Linked DNA regions of Homo sapiens: region 1 is linked to region 2. A link is a loop called in an ENCODE intact Hi-C map of the cell type or tissue named here. Cell type or tissue: heart right ventricle. All regions are shown on one strand. Each heading gives the region's core, and the rest is flanking DNA. Links, peaks and the distances in the headings are about the cores only. Region 1 overlaps PPA2 (inorganic pyrophosphatase 2). Region 2 overlaps LOC124900868.

The links. Peaks named below come from ENCODE experiments on the same cell type or tissue, not always from the same donor. Only the 100,000 strongest peaks of a DNase experiment are listed, where the experiment ranks them.
Region 1: it touches region 2 in a loop (2.4-fold over the local background); 10 of 110 quality-filtered maps call a loop at or near these places.

The regions. Positions count from the first base shown.
Region 1 is chr4:105,370,039-105,378,384 of GRCh38, reverse strand. It overlaps PPA2 (inorganic pyrophosphatase 2), which reads left to right. Exons shown (of 12, transcript NM_176869.3): 11 at 7,512-7,548. Among named protein-coding and RNA genes, the nearest start is that of TET2-AS1, 21 kb to the right of the region's middle. In heart right ventricle, for the core only: no CTCF peak of the experiment used is centred there; no DNase peak of the experiment used is centred there; H3K27ac peaks cover 1,747 bases.
Region 2 is chr4:105,136,132-105,144,477 of GRCh38, reverse strand. LOC124900868 reads left to right here. Exons shown (of 3, transcript XM_047416559.1): 3 at 6,760-7,216. Among named protein-coding and RNA genes, the nearest start is that of TET2, 6.6 kb to the left of the region's middle. RefSeq lists enhancers at 735-1,236, 3,429-3,478. In heart right ventricle, for the core only: CTCF peaks have their summits at 3,189 and 3,394 (motif pointing left); no DNase peak of the experiment used is centred there.

The DNA of each region.
Region 1 (8,346 bases), core at 144-8,143, 230 kb before region 2:
AATAGAATTTTTTAAAAAGTACAAAATATATGAATGAGCACATCACCAAATCTATAAAGAAGGCAAAGAAACACATGAAGTGATGCTCAACTTTAGTTATTAAATGCAGATTTAAAACCACAGTACATGCTAATACACACTTTTAGGATGTCTGAAAGTAAAAGGACCAGGCATACCAACTGTTAACAAGGACGTGGAGGAACTACAATTCTCATTTACTGCTGGTTAGAATGCAAAATAGTACAACCATCTGGAAAACATTTTGGTATTTTCTTGAAAAGTTAAATGTATACATATCATGTGATCCATGTGATCAAGTCATTCCACTCATATATATTTACCCAAGACAAAAGGAAGTGTATGTCCATACAAAGACTTGTACACAAATGCTTGCAGCAGCTTTCTTTGTGATAGACAGAAACTGAAAACAACCCAAATGTTCATCAGTAGATGAATGGATAAACAACTTGTAGTATATTTATGAGGAATACTACTCAGTAATAAAAAGGAATAGATTATTGACACATGCCACAACATGGCTGAATCTTAAAAAAAAATATTGAGTGAAAACAGATATATCATACACATTTTTTCATACCATTTATATAAAATTTTAGGAAATGCAAGCTAATGTATAATGATGCAGACCAGATCAGAGAGAGCCAGGAAGGAGGATTTTACAGTCTCTTTTATAAGAGCCATGGAGAAACTTTTAGGAATAGTGGTGAATATGTTTATTATCTTGATTATATTGATGGCTTCATGAGTGTATATATGTCAAAACTTATCAAATTACAGACTTTACATGTAGTTTATTTCAGGTCAATGTTAGTCTAATGACACATCTTTTGAAAAAAAATTTTTTTTTCTGAAGTCAGATTATCTGAGTCCAAATCTCAGTTCTTTAATTTATAACCTGAAACAAATTTTAATTTATTTACATCTTTGACTTCTTATTTATAAAATGGGGCTTATAATAATAGTATCTTATCAGGCTGTTGTGGAGAATTGAATGAGCTAATCCAGGTAAAAATGTCCAGCAGATAAGGTATTCAATAAATGTTGGGTTTTATTGTCATTACTGCTATAAGTGTAGTTGAGTTAAATCGATCAAAGAGAGAGAAATCCCTTCTATTCCAGCCTCTTCTTTCCAATACTTCTAATGATGAGGATATCACTCCTTTATGAGTTGACCCATTCCATTGTTGGGTATTGGAAAAGTCAGCCTTACTAATTTTTCTAGACATATGAGAATTAGTCCTACTTTCAGAGACTTTAATAGGAAGAAAGGGAGGAAGAAGAGGTGGAACAAGTGGAGGGGAAAAGTAGTTGGTTTAACCACTCTTCCCATCTGGGAATTCTTTTCCCCAAAATTCTCCCATGTGCTTTGTTTAAGCACTTTCCTCTTTGAGGAAATAGAACACTCTAGGCATTATGCAAAGTTGGGGAAATATGAATTAAACAATGTGTGAGGTTCTCTAATACTTGGTACTGTAGTCATTTTACTGGAAAAATGATCGAACTTTATGAGGCTCCACACACAAACTGGTGGCATACAGAACTGAGGAGAGAGCCATATTCAGTGCTAAAGGATTCCCAGACTTGCTTCAGACATGTGCACAGCCTAACTCCAGGGATTTAAAACTCTTACAATCTAGAATTCAGGCCAAGAAGAGTAAGTAGCTATACACTTGCTCAGTTCTAGGGAACCAGACCCATGCCACTGTGAACCTCTAGCTCATAGTAGTGATGGAAGAAGTTCAAAAGCTTAATGACTTCTAAAACTGAGCAGATAGAATGCCTCCCAGAGAGGTCTCAGCACCCTCAGTCTGACTGTTTTTGCCTATTCATCGACAGATTTCCACTAAAACTAGTCTCGGATAAACCTGGAGCACACAAGACTCAGAGATGATAGTGATGATGGTACATAGGATGCTAAATGGATGGTGTTTTGAAGTAAAAAAGTCAAGGGGGAATTGGAACTTCAATATAAATGTATTATTTCTTGCTACATTTGGTAGATCTTATCTCTCAGTAAAGCAACAGTATCCATAGTGTTGTATAAAATTTGGATGGTTGTCTTATAGTTGATGCAAGACTTCTTAGCTGAATTGTAAAAAGCAGTGCATTCAGGAGGCCAAGGCCATAAAGTGAATCCCAGTGACGGTTAACATCAGCATGTAGTGTGGCCATCTATTTCATCCCAAAACGTTATCAGTCATCCCATAAATGCATATTGGCATTGATGTAGAGACTCAAAGATGAATCCGGGTGAAGGACTTTAGCTGAATCCATCAATATAAGCATTTCATGTGAGTCTGAGGCATTGTTATCATTTGGAATAATAGCACTTAAAATCACACCAAAGCCATGTTTTATTTTTCCTAAGGATCACAAGATGGATTAATAAAGCAGTCAGCTTAGAACCACACTCTTAGAGGTTCTGCATTTTAATAAGAAAATAACCAATTAATTAATATTTTAAATAGTTATAAGTAGGAGAAGTAATGACCAGCAGAAGAATGGTGAAGTTCATTGTCATGTTCTCGGATAGGACTTGTAACAGCATGTTCCTCAAATGGTTCCTTTGGGCATCTCCTTTATCTCTATTTAGGGCTTTCCTGATAACATGACAGTAACAGCTTCCTTGCATGGTCCACAAGGAGAAGGCATTCCCTGGCATCTGGTTATTGAAACTGAGTCAGCTCAGAACTAATCTCTGAGGTTAATCTGGCTGGGATACCCTCTTATCACCAGGGTTGCTTTGACCCTTCAGACTACCTATACAAGAAATACTTCCCTCTATGGGCACGCACTTTAATCAAAGCTGTATCTCCATCAAAGAGGACTGCATTTTCTTTTAGAGTAGAACTGATCTTAGGATGTAATTTTCTAGTAAGATCACACTACAATATTTATGTCATACAGATTTGTTTTATTTATGACCCTGAGAATGAACATCCTTATGGGAATTCATTTAAAAATGTTTTAAATAATGCCTTTTCTTCATAAATCAGGGTCTGATTAGAACCAGACCCTGATTTATGAAGAAAAGACATTATTTTAGTTTTATTTCTCCCTCTTCTTTCTCTTTTTGCCCCTTAACAGCTTTGCTGTGCATTACCACCGGATGGTAGACAAAGTTAGTGAAAGTAAAACCAATCATTTACTTAGCTACTAGCCATTTAAATGCATTCTTGAAGAGGAAGTATTAATAGATTAAACTTACATGAACTTAAAATATTTTTATGTCTTCTTTATGAATAACTAAGAATTGAACCTATATTGTTGATTCTAAAGCGAAAAATCAGAAAAGGATTGTGTGAAAAGTAAAATGAATGTAGCATAACTGCTTTATGAAGTGTGGAAATACAATGCAGAAAGACAATGTCCGGCTGGGCACAGTGGCTCACACCTGTAATCCCAGCACTTAAGGAGACCGAGGCGGGTAGATCAATTGAGTTCAGGAGTTCCAGACCAGCCTGGCCAACATGGTAAAACCCCGTCTCTAAAAAAAAAAAAAAAAGAAAAAAGAAAAAGAAAGACAATGTCCAAGGCACTTTAATTCAACTAAAACCTTGCATCACCTGAATGAAAAATTGGGAACCTATTTTTTTCCCTTTAATTTTGAACTCTTTTAGTAAAATGACAGAATGTCAATCCCTTTGTTATATATAGTAAAGCAGGATACTTTATATTGGTTCAGTGTGTCATGTTTGTTCATTTGGACAAATGTAACTTACAGGTGAAAATGCTTATAGGGACCTGGTAGAGTTATTTGAGAGAGAGACACTTAAGTACAGAGCAGTTGTATTAACAGTTTATATTTGTTTAAAATACAGTTTATATATAAACAGAAAAGAAAGGAATACTTTGGCAATGAAACCGTTAGAGTTTTTGAAAGCAATTAAAGATATAAAGATAATGAGAAGGATTTTTGGGATGAGGAAGAGGAGTAGATAGCATTTTTATTAATTAATTATTTAATAAAAGACACAGTCTCACTATGTTGCCGGGGCTGGTCTCAAACTCCTGAGCTCAAGTGGATCTACCTGCCTTGGCTTCCCAAAGTGCTAAGATTACAGGCGTAAGCCACCACACCCAGCCGTGGAAGTAGCATTTTTAGAATGAGACTATAAAACAATACTCATTGTTGGTGGAGAATTTATTTTGGGTGAGTAGAGGATGTCCACATTCTTTTCCTACTAAGAAATTAGATGAGGTAAGTAATTACATTAAAAGAAATTTAGAAGTAAGTAACTAAAAGTTATTTTTTTAGTTTCTTACAATGAAAATGTAATCATAGTATCCCCTGAGAGTGAAGAGTTGGGATTAGTAATCTTTTGGGTACTGCTCCATACATCTCTTTGTTCCATTTTCTGTAAGTAAATGTTATATTTGTTGTTATGTTTAAGCACCAGGAAATCATTGACTGTAGATAAAGAGTCAAATAGCTGATGTTTATCATGAATCCATTATTACTGATGTTTTCAAATTTAAATGACAGTTTCTCTTTTAATATGGTATTTTTTTAAATTACCTTCAAACTTTATCATTATCTCTGAGTGTCAGACTTACCTATGATGGGGTGTGTGTGTGTGTGTGTGTGTGTGTGTGTATTTAAATATATATCATATGGCTTTGTATATTCTGAATATATTCTATCAATTGAGAAATGTATTTTAAGAATGAAGAAATAAAACCATTCTGGAAATTATTTTAAAATAAAATGTAATGATAAATGTTTTAGAGTAGCTTGCCCATTTCTTTACTGTAATACTTTTTAGGTTAACGAGAAGCTGCTCAATTATTCTATTTTTATACACTGTACATTTTATTCCTCTGAAATGTTTGGCACTCCAACAAGAAGCAGCTGCTAATTTTAAGCAGGAAATCTAAACAGCTAATTTGAGAAAAAAAATTTTGTATTGTTATACTGTCCTTAAATTGTGCAGGACACAAATAGGCATCCTGCACAATTTAAGGAGTATATAGCAATTTCATAGAATAAGCAGGTTAACCCGTTTTATGGTCTGTTTAGAAAAACAGAGCCGTCAAATCCCAAATGCCTAATCTCAAGGAGTACAATTTTTATGTTGTGTTACTGTCATACCCAGATTTAAATTCTACCATCCTCAAAACCAACGATGGTTAAGAATTTTTCTTTGTGCACAAACTGAGTAGAGATTTTATTCTTTTTGAAGTACTTGGAAAAACTAAAGGATGTTTTTAAAAATTGTAATTTTAGGCCAGGCACGGTGCTCATGCCTGTTATCCTAGCACTTTGGGAGACCAAGGTGGGAGGAAAGTTTGAGCCCAGAAGTTCAAGACCAGCCTGGGCAACTTAGCGAGACTCCATCTCTAAAACAAACAAACAAAAAGATAAAAATTGTAATTTTATTTACATGGTTACACTATCCTTTTCTTTGATATAAAGAAAATAAAACAAAGTCTGTTTGTTCAGCTTTTTTCTTAAAACAGAGTAGAAAGAGTAATAACTTTAAACTATTTATGATTTGGGGGAATTTATTAGGATTCTCCAGAGAGTCAGAACCAATTGGATGTGCATATACAGAAAGAGATTTATTATAAGGAATTGGCTTACATGATTATAGTGGCTTGGCAAGTCCAAAATTTGCAGTTGGGCTGGTGGGCTGGAGACTCAGGAAAGCAGATGATGCAGTTCCAGTGTGAAGGCCAGCAGCCTGGAGACCCAGGAGAGCCAGTTGAGCAGATGAAATCTGATGGCTGTCTCCTGGAGAATTCCCTTTTGCTTGGGACAGACTAGTCTTTTTGTTCTATTAAAGCCTTCAACTGATCAGATGGGGCCTACCAACATTATGGAGGGTAATCTGCATTATTCAGAGTTCACTGGTTTAAATGTTAATCTCATCTAAAAACACCCTCCAAGTTGACACATAAAATTAGCTATCATAGGGAATATTTTAATATTGCTGAAATATAAATCTTTCTTCTGGTGGAGTGGTGGCTATTCAGTACTGCCCTTAGATTTAAGCACGGAGAGCCTTCCTCAGATCCTGCTTTTTGGAGGGTCATACTTGGCCGTTATTCAGTCACATATCTCACCGTAGGGCAAGAAGACCAAGGGGCCAAAGTTATAGATTCACCAGGAGGCATGCCCCCATTCTAGACCACATCCCCACAAGGGGCCAAAGTTAGACTCACTAGGAGGCATGCCCCCATTCTAGACCACATCCTGGCTACCCAGGACCCTGGAATCCTCTGCCCAGACAGGTTTAAGCCTGTTTCTGGGGCCTGTGTAGAAACCAGGCTACACATCTCCCCAGGTCCACGCTCCTGACTCTATGGACTTTGTACCCACCGTTACTTCTGCAGGGGCCGGTGGGTGGCTGTTTGGAGGTAAAAGGTGCCTAGATATGTGGGCTACTAAATTATTACCCATGTGCAGATGAGGCCCTTGAAATACAGAAAGGAGCCTGGAATAGGGAGAGAAGTGGAGCAGGATGAGGGCCTCTTTTCCTTCCTCTGCTGCATCCAGACACATGTCTCTAAGGTGTCTGGAATCCTAAATGAGAGTTTCCAGGTCATTACAAAGGTATTTGTATCAAGATAGTGAGATGGAACACATTTCATATATATATTCATCAGTTGTTAGCCTGAGTTATTGTAACTTTTAAATATTTAGATATATATTTGTACATTTGGACCTCTGCCTCAGACTTAAATGCTAGAGGCAGGTATTTCCTATCTATTGAAGGTCAGCAAATTCAGAGAATTAGAAGTTAATTATTAAATTTGAAATCTGAAAAGTGTGTTATAAAATCAGGGTAGGGTAGGGTTATTGCTAGGAAGGAAGGGGTCATAGTTGGGGAGGGGCCTGGCATGTTTCATTTCTCTACTTGGATGGTGGTCACATAGATGTAAATTCTAATGATTCTTTAAACTAAATCTTTATGGCTTCTTCCTTATGGAAAATAGATCTTCCAATGGAGTGCTAAAAAGTATTATTCTTAATTATGGGGAAAAAAACTATTGCATAAAAATGTTTCTTCAAACTTGTCTGTTCTCAGAATCTTGGCCCAGCCATCAGAATAAATAGAAACAATAATTTAAAGTTCTAGAAGACAGATAAATTTTTTAGCAAGTGTGTGTTTTATAGCAAGCATGAACAAACATATATTTAAATATGTGTGTGTGTGTGCTTGATTTTAACTTTCAAGACATTAGCTGCGGAAGCCATTGAAAGAAAACCTCTCTTCTCATTCCTAGCTGCAAGACCTTCAGTGGATTCCATGGGTTAAGATAAAAAATATTTTCAAGTATTTTTATTTTACTCTAAGTCTGTTGTTTGTTTATCTGAAAGAATGAACAATGATAATGAAAAGCAAAGGGGAATATTTACCTTTTTCAGGTTAGAGATCCATTGTGTGTAAACTTTCTTCTATAATTTCGTGAAAAAACTTCTGGATGCGCTTTCCACATATAAATATTTATTGTAACAGAGATTCTTTCTCTGTTTTTATTTCCAGGTATCATCTTCACCAAATAAAGAAAGTAATGAAGAAGGTATAGTATATTTTGATTCATTAAGAGTAACATGTATAAATTTATTTGTTTACAGTAGTGGAAGCCAAAAACTAAAACTAAAAATAAAATAGATAAATTGAAAAGCTGTATAAGCTAAGTGAAATATTTTTAAAATAGTCGCTAAAATTTCAGATGAAATATTTTCTAACTCAGAAAATAAGGAGAATGCATTTAACTACTTTTCTAGGTTAGAAAATGATTTGATTGTACGGTGACTTTTTTTTTCGCTGAAGTACTGAGATATTCCAGCCAGTTCTGATACATTTAATTTTAAAAGATTTAATTAAAAAAAAACTCTTACATTTAGATATTTATCTTTTTTTAATGAATCACTTATTTTAGCTGAAGATCTTAAAATCTATAGTTATAGAATTAAAAATAAATATAATATTTTTATTACCATTATTTGAAGCTGTTTTAATAAACAAGTAAAAATGCTCTGTAGTGAATTTTCAGAATTTAAGCATGTGCACACATCATTTGTCTTTCAAAATATTGCAAGATTTTGGCTTTTTGTTTTAATATAAAATATTAGAAGAACATTCAACTTGCAGATTTGGAAGAAATATGAGAACTATTTACTGTGAGTCAAGTATGACATGTTTAGAAAGGAGTAAATCCATAGACATGATTTCATGGGAAAGCAAACTGTATTCCTTATATGGTAAGCTAACAAATTGTTTCTTTGCGATACTATCCCATTTGGGGCATTTTTTGTGTAGTCAAATTTTACAATACAAGCTTTATCTAAACCTTTCATATTATAGCACTTCTATG
Region 2 (8,346 bases), core at 131-8,130:
ACAACCTGTAAGACAGCAGAGTTGTGGTGAGTTTTTAATAAGAGCACTAGGTAAGTGCCCAGGTAGTTACTACTACTACAGTAACAAACCATTTACTTCTAGGAGTTATTTTGTTTCTGACTATAGAAGTATATAATTATATATCTTCTTACATTTAATAATATGTGGAAAATATTATATTAGCATGTGTTTAATATAAAAGTATCCGTAGGTTCCTTTAGTTATAACTGGGAAATGATCTTTCAGGTCACCTCCCTCTCATTTCTTCTTTGAAAACTGCTCTCTGTTGTAACAGGGTGTTCTTACCTATTTGGAATCATGTTTGGGTTGCAGTTGGTTTTACAACAGGCCCTGAACATTTTCTTGCCAACTTCTTTCTCTGCACCTCCACTCTACCCTTAACCATCATGACTTTTTAAAAGTTAAAATAAAATACATTACTCCTCTTGGCTATTGTGATTTTTCAACAGCAAAAGGAAGTAAAATTCTGCAGGCCTTCACGTATAAAATATTTTAGTTAGATTTTTTTTTTGATTTGAAAAACTTCCTCCTGCTATTTCTGGGAAAGAAAGGATATAGTTTGCAAATCAGTTGTTTACTGAACGCAGTGCGCACTTGTATGGGTAATTCAGAACCAGCTTTTATTAATTGTGTGCATTCTTGAGATTCCTCCTCCTACAGGTGTGGACAATCTGTGTTTAAAATATAATTTGCTGTTTTAACAACAATTAATTATCAAATTCTTTACCATTTTTTTCCTCAAACTAGAAATAGCAGCACTGCTTCCATACAGAGAGATCCTTGCTTCCTTAACAGAGAAAAAAGACTAATAGAACAAGTTCCACAACATGCTACTCTGTGTTAGAAAATTGACTTGATTGGCCTGCGCACCTGCTATCTAACTCAGTTGCTCAGTCTTTAAGTCTCAGGGTGGAGGCAGTTTCCTGTCTGCTGCTGTCCATTAAAGAGCTGATGATGGTAGTTTGCTTTACAATGCAAATTTTTTTTATGTTGTACTAACACAAAAATAATAGGTGCATTCTTCATTTCCTCCCACCTGCAGAATAGAAAATGTTCTTTCTTTCTTTCTTTTTTTTTTTTTTTGAAACGGAGTCTCACTCTGTCACCCAGGACGGAGTGAGTGGCGCGATCTCTGCTCACCGCAACCTCCACCTCCCGGATTCAAGCAATTCTCCTGTCTGCTCTCCAACTCCTGACCTCGTGCTCCTCCTACCTCAGCCTCCCAAAGTGCTGGGATTACATTTTTCTTTAAGAACTTGATACTCTCTTCAACACAGAGAAATAGTTGTGATATACACTGCTTTGAAAGAATTATACTGGTTTAACAAAAACATAAAATCATGGCCTGTTGTTTCCCATCTCCAAAAACATGTTTCTGAAGTATAACATGATAAAGATTCTCTGTATGCTTAAAAGACAATTGACCATCAAACAGCATAGCAGTCACTGCGGTTAAAAAGCTTTCTTATTTATTTTGTTTGGTTACATTACTGCACATTATATGTAGGTACGTATTTAACACAGAATACTAAGTTTCAACAGTCTCCAATAGATGACATATTGAGATATAATATTTTAGCTTATTAATATAAATTATTATTAATAAAAATTATTGTCTAAACCCAGGGATTATAATATGATGAGAATCTCGATAGAATCTCTTATGATTTCTAGTTACTTTTTTCCTAATCTGATTTTATTTGGTTAATTTTTCTTTATATAATTTGAAAATTTTAAGGAAAAAATACAAATTATATAATATTAAATTAATGAAATCAGGAACTATCCAATGTGTGTACTAATTTAATGGGGGCAAAGTAGAATATAAGATAAACTGAAAAGTATTGGCAAAGGCATTATAGAAAGAATATTACTGAGGAGGATCACTTAAGCCCAGGAATTCAAGACTGTGAGCCACGTGAGCCATGATTGTACCACTGAACTCCAGCCTGGGTGATAGTGCAAGACTCTGTCTCAAAAAGAAAATGAAAGAATATTAGAATCATTAGTGGGACAACATCATGGAAATTCCTCCACAATTATTGCAAATATTGCTAATACCAATCTCTTACAATTTTAGGGAATACTTTTTCTTTTCATAAATTCTGACTTCACAATCCAGTAACTACTCTTTTTGTCCTCATCCAAATTTACTAACTCACTTAGTATCTCATTTTATTTTGAAAGAATAATTTTTAACTTTATTGATGAATTTCAGTAATCAATAAAATTTAACTATTAATAATTACCTCAGCACCATTTTATAGGACTCTATAGTTTTTTGGCATTTTATGTGTATTATGACTTAATATGCAAAATGATGTCATATTAAAAATGGCATTTAATGTAATTTCCATCATATAAATATTAAAGGTGAGGTTAAGTGATTTATTTAATGTAATTTCCATCATATAAATATTAAAGATGAGATTAATTGATTTACTTAGGGTCAGACATCCTGTAAATAGAGAGCACCTTACAAATCTAAATTTTGTGAATTAAGGTTTAGGCCTTTTTTATTATACCAAAGCTAACCTTCTGTTTTTTTCCTGCTTATCCTCCTCTAATTTTTTTCTCACCATTATTAGTACTGACTGGTAAAGGAATCTTCCCTTCAAAACCTCATGTTAATTTTCTATTATCCTTTGCTACTTAAAAAATTAAAAACTCAGCACCTACATTTACTTAGCACTCCAAAAGTAAGTTTATTGGTTAAATACTGGCTGTGCACCAAGCATTGAAATAATTGTTTTACATTCATTATCTCTTTTAATTTAATGCTTATTATAACCAAGTAAAGTAGGTAATATCTTGTTGAGAATTAAGGGCTAAGTAACTTGGTTGCTATAAAATAGCGGGAAGAATTGTCTCAATCAGGGTTAGCTGACTCTAAAGCTGATGATCTTGCAGGCTACCTGGTGCTGTCTCCCAATTTAGCAGATACAGACATCTATGTTTGCCCCATCATAAGTTTTTCACACAGTATGTTGTATAGCAGTAACATCAGTATTTCCTATATCTTTCTCATATTTTTAAAAAAACCTCTTTTGTCCAAATCTCTACTTTATAAAAAAAATCACTGCTTTCTACTCTGTTTCTTTAGTTTCCAATTTTGTGCCAGGGAGTTGACATTCTTGAACTCTTCAGAAGAATAATTACATTCATGTAATAAGCAAATGTGATACTGTACCCCTTCCCCACCACCACTTTAACGTGTGTCTTAACCGACTAACAATTGGTTTGCAAAGGTAAGTTCTAGTGTATGTTTTCAATATTGGTGGGAATTGCACCTTTGACCTGCCCTTGACTTTTATGAATGGCTTAGGGTTCATTCCGCCAAGCAAGGAAGCTGGCAGGTGGAAAGAGCGCCATCTACTGAAATCATTAATCGGACATGGGTCTTTGGTGATATTAATAAAATGCTCAGAATGGGATAGCACCAAACCTTTCAATTGGGAAAACAAAATCTAATTTAGGGAGCTTTTGAAAAATATGCATGACTAGGTTACCCTCCTCTACCCCCGCAGGCCTTTTGGAGATTCTGATTAAGGAGGTCTGGGATGGGGCAGGAGTAACAATACTTTTTGAATGATTCACAATGAGATGTACAAACTGTGCTTGAAAATCACTGGGATGGCTTAATGTGTGAGAACGCAATAAAAACATTTAGTGTTTACACCTATTATGAATAGTTAACAGGCACACAATATTATCATTCATAGAACATCCTATGACAAAGAACAGACTTTATATATCTCTCTATAGTATAGTGGAACTCTTTCCTTTGCAAAGATCCTGCAAAGCTGCCTTTAACTCTTTTGATATTTCATATTGATTAAATATTTCTGAATTCTCTTGTGATAGGTCAAAAAATTGAGGAAGACATAATTAGCAGCTGAAGAATGACTCAGATCATCAGTAGTGAATAAGAATGATTAGGGGGAAATGTAAGTGACAGGAACAATGCCCTGAAGCAGTGGGGAGAAAGAAGTACTGAACATTGCCTGAGTTCCATGTGTGAAGAATATTCTGTTTTGTTGTTGTTGTTATTCTCATGGGAAAATTCTACTGATAGAGTTGTGTCAAAAATTTTAAAGTTTTTAAGCCATTCCTATAATCTTGGCAATTAGACCAGTTGAATATGATTTTTTTTCTTTTTCCAAAATAATAGTCATGCAATAGTTTATGAGTGTTATTATCTGGCATCATGCTAACAGTTAGTGCAATTCTTCCTGGAAGGAAGACCTATAGAGATTAAACAATGTTTAGGCCCCAGTAAGTTAAATTATTCCCTTTCCGACAGACACCCTATATGGAGAAGGCAAATTAAAAAGGAAGTAAGGTAGCTATTAGTTGATATCCAATTTTCTTCAAATCTTCTAAAGTGTGTTTTCATATTTTCTGGAGATGTGTGGGAAAATTGAGCTCTGACTCAGATCCAACTCAAAGCCTGTGCAAGCATGAGAGGCTAAGTAGTTTCCTGCGAAGCTCTGCACTACCAACCTCTGTTTAATTTGTTTTCTTATGTTATATCTCAGAGTACAATATTATTATGATTTGGCAGAAAACCTTGATCTGTTAGTAATTAGGCATACCACTAAAGTGAACATGGGTTGGTTGCCAGGCAATTGTTCTGCATTTCACAATGACTTGTATACTCAAGAGAATAAATTATATCCAAGCAGGGACCACAAAACAGGGGTTTCTGACAGGCTAGGGTAGAAGGTGAAAACACACACACACAGACACACACACACACACATCAGAATAGCAAAAACAAATCCCAAAGGAGCATTTCATTGAGGTTCTCTGAAATCTTATGAACACTGGCCCTAGTTTGACTGGATAGGAAGATGCAAGACAGTGAGAACTATTGAAGAAGGGTTTCTTTAGCATGGATTAGTGGTCAGGTGCATGCTGATCCTAGGGTGATGATGATAAATTTTAATGAAGAAAATTTTCTGAAACCCCTTTAGTAACACAATGTCAATAGGCACTGTCTACTAGTGAACAAGAATGAGAGAGTCTCTAAATTTAAATTTGGTGAAACAGTAAAGTCATAATTTTGATAAGTGAGAATTGCTGTTAAAGGTAAAGGTAGTGTGAGGTCAAAAATAGATATTCAAAAAATTTAGAAAGAGAAACTCCAAAAACACACTTATTGGAAGTGTTAAACTTAGGCAATAAGTATATGATAGGATCCAAGATTGTAGTCTAGCCTCCACTACTGAAAACCTACAAAAAACCTTTAAAATGCATTATGTCATTTAGTATTTACAGTAATCTTGAAAACAGGTAAGACCATTATAATTTCCATTTTATTGAATTTTACTTTTTTAACACCAGGGAACATGTGTTTAATACATGAAGGAACGTGTCAGAGAGATTAAGAACTTGCCCATGGTGACACAGCAGGTGATAAATTCTCAAATTCAAGTTTTCTTCAGTATTCTTTCCACAAACTAAAGGGAAATAGCCAACTTTAATTCTTTCCTGAAGGCAGAAAAGAAGCTCTTACCAACTTGTGACATTGTATCATAGGTTGATACATTTTCATTCCTTGCCTGTGCTCACACAGATAGAGGAGAATGCTACAGTAAAGGAAACATTTAGGAAGAGAGTGCTTTGTGTATTTTTTTTAAGTAGGCCATCCACTGTGATAGTAATTCTGTTTATTCCAAATGTGAGATGAAAGTTAATCTGTTCCCTAAAAGCATTTCTAAGGGAAAGAATAAGTTATTCAAAGGCATGAAAGACAAAATGTTTGGAGCTCTTACTTGCTGTCTCCCCTTCAAAGCAACTGAGAAAGATGTTTGGATGAAGGGGAGAGAGAGGAGAGAGAAAGAGCTAGAGGGAGAGAAGTTTGTGTGTGTGTGTGTGTGTGTGTGTGTGTGTGTGTGTGTGTGTGTGTAAGTAATGAGAAAAAATCATTAGACCAGAAGTTTATAAACTGAAAGTTTTATGAAAAGTTTTTTTTTTAAATTTTGAAATTTATTGAAACAATTCCCCTTTTTATTGATTAAGGCTGGAGGGATGGGGCTTGGTGGATTTAGTTTAGAGTTTCAAATTCACATATTTTCTAATGAAACAAAAACTCAGAATGAAACTTGATGCATACAATCTGGAATGAGTGAAACATTTTGCTCTAAACTATTTCATGAAAAGAAAAATTTCATATAATTCTGGTAAATAATAATGTTCTCCAACAAGGCTGCTTACCGAGCAATAATGCTTATTGCATATCCAATATCTTTAGAAAAAGGGCAAATGTAGAATGTATTTATTATAGAATCATTAGCTTTTTGAAACAATAATTACTTTACTTGGTAGCATACATTTTTACTTTTGAGAGACTTATTGATGGGAGCCAATGGGAAAGATGTGAATTTTTGTAGTAATTTATAAAATTCAAAATCATAGCTGTGGGGTGACCAAGGAAATAGTTATAGTTCCCACTTTTAGTTGGGACTTTTGAATTGCTTTGCTCCTGAAAGGTATGTGCCATGAATTGAGAGGAGGGAGGAGCTTACCAAAGAATTTGAGATGAATAAAATCTAACCTAGTCAGGACACATTTACAGAATTTTTTTTGTTAAAAAAAACTGTAGAAATGAAGGCTTGTTATTCTCATTTCCATTACATAAATGGTTGCTCAAATGTGAATTTCTAATTTATCATAGTTTATGGTGATACATTAAGAGACTAATGTGTCATTTGTGTTTTGATTTCTACATTCTAGAGAGACAGTTTAATCAGTCCGTGACCAAAATCAAACAGAGTAAACTGTGTCATCATGGAGATCTGCCCAGGAAATCCCCAAAATACAGAAGGATCAGAAGTAGATGGAAATAATGTCATAGAACGTCTCTCACAACTGTGTTATAAGAATGACAGGGAAGCTACAGGTTACAACAGATTTGTGAACTCAGCCAAGCACAGTGGTGGCAGGGCCTAGCTGCTACAAAGAAGACATGTTTTAGACAAATACTCATGTGTATGGGCAAAAAACTCGAGGACTGTATTTGTGACTAATTGTGTAACAGGGTATTTTAGTTCCTGTTCTGTGGAAAGTGTAAAGCATTCCAACAAAGGGTTTTAATGTAGATTTTTTTTTGCACCCATGCTTTGATTGCTAAATGTAATAGTCAGATCGTGACGCTGAATAAATGTCTTTTTCTAAAAAAAAAAAAAAAGAATGACACATATTTGTTCTTCATTCTTGTTTCACATTAGTAGTGGCATTTCTCATGCTCTATTTTCCCAGCCTTGTTCTATATTTTGAGTTATGTGAATAAAAGTATGCCAGGATGCAATAGGAAGGGTGCTTAATATTCATCCTTGTAGGTTCAGGGAGATCTTTCCATGGAAGTAACATTTGAACTGAGATCTAAAGGATGAATAGGAATTATTCAGGCCAAGTGGTAAGTCAGAGAAAAGTGCTTGCTTTAGATAAACGACTGTATCTATATTAGAGACATAAGAGAGCATGACATGTTTGATGAAATAAAATTAATTCCAAAAGCCTTACAGAAAGTAAAGAGGAAGAGTTCATACTATTGGGATGCAGCAGTTTGCAGGGATCAGATTATGAGGGTTACTTTAAATCATGGTAAGGGTTTTGGAATGTGGCTTAAGTGGACTGAGAAATCAATAATCGATTTGAAAAGAGAAGAAAATGATTAGATTTGGGCTTTGAAAATATTTTTGTAGTTGCTGTGGGGAAAATGGATTGAGAGAACACAATAACAGAGGCTAGGACACCTATGAGGAGAGAGTAGAAAAATTAGAGTGGTCTAGATGAGAAATTAGGCAATAATAGAGAAGATAGAAATGGGTAGATCCAGAGGTATTAACAGAAGTAGCAGGAATGGAGCACAGTAACTACCTTGGAGCAGGGTGAGGCAGAGGCAGGATTGAGGATGTCAGCCAGGTTTCTGACCTGGCCGACAAAATGGTTGGTAGTGGCTTTCACTGGAGATAAAAAGAAGATAGAAGGACCTGGGAGTAGGAGTTTGGGGGTTGTGGGAAGAAGAAATCACGATGAACAAGTTAAGTTTCAGGCACTGGAAGGACATCCATTATGAGATACACAGTGAGTAGCTGGGTATCTGAGCCCGAAATTCAGAAAAAAGATCCAGACTGGAGTTAGAAATTTGTGAATCATCAGCATAAAGATGGCAGTTGAGGAAAATAATCTCATACACTGAGGGAGAAGAAAAGTGGAACTCCAGAAGAGAAACGGAGGAACACCACTCTCGAGGTTCGAGAGAAAGAGGAGGAGCCCCTAAAGGAGAAATCCAGATGTGTGTGGTTTTATGGGAGCCAA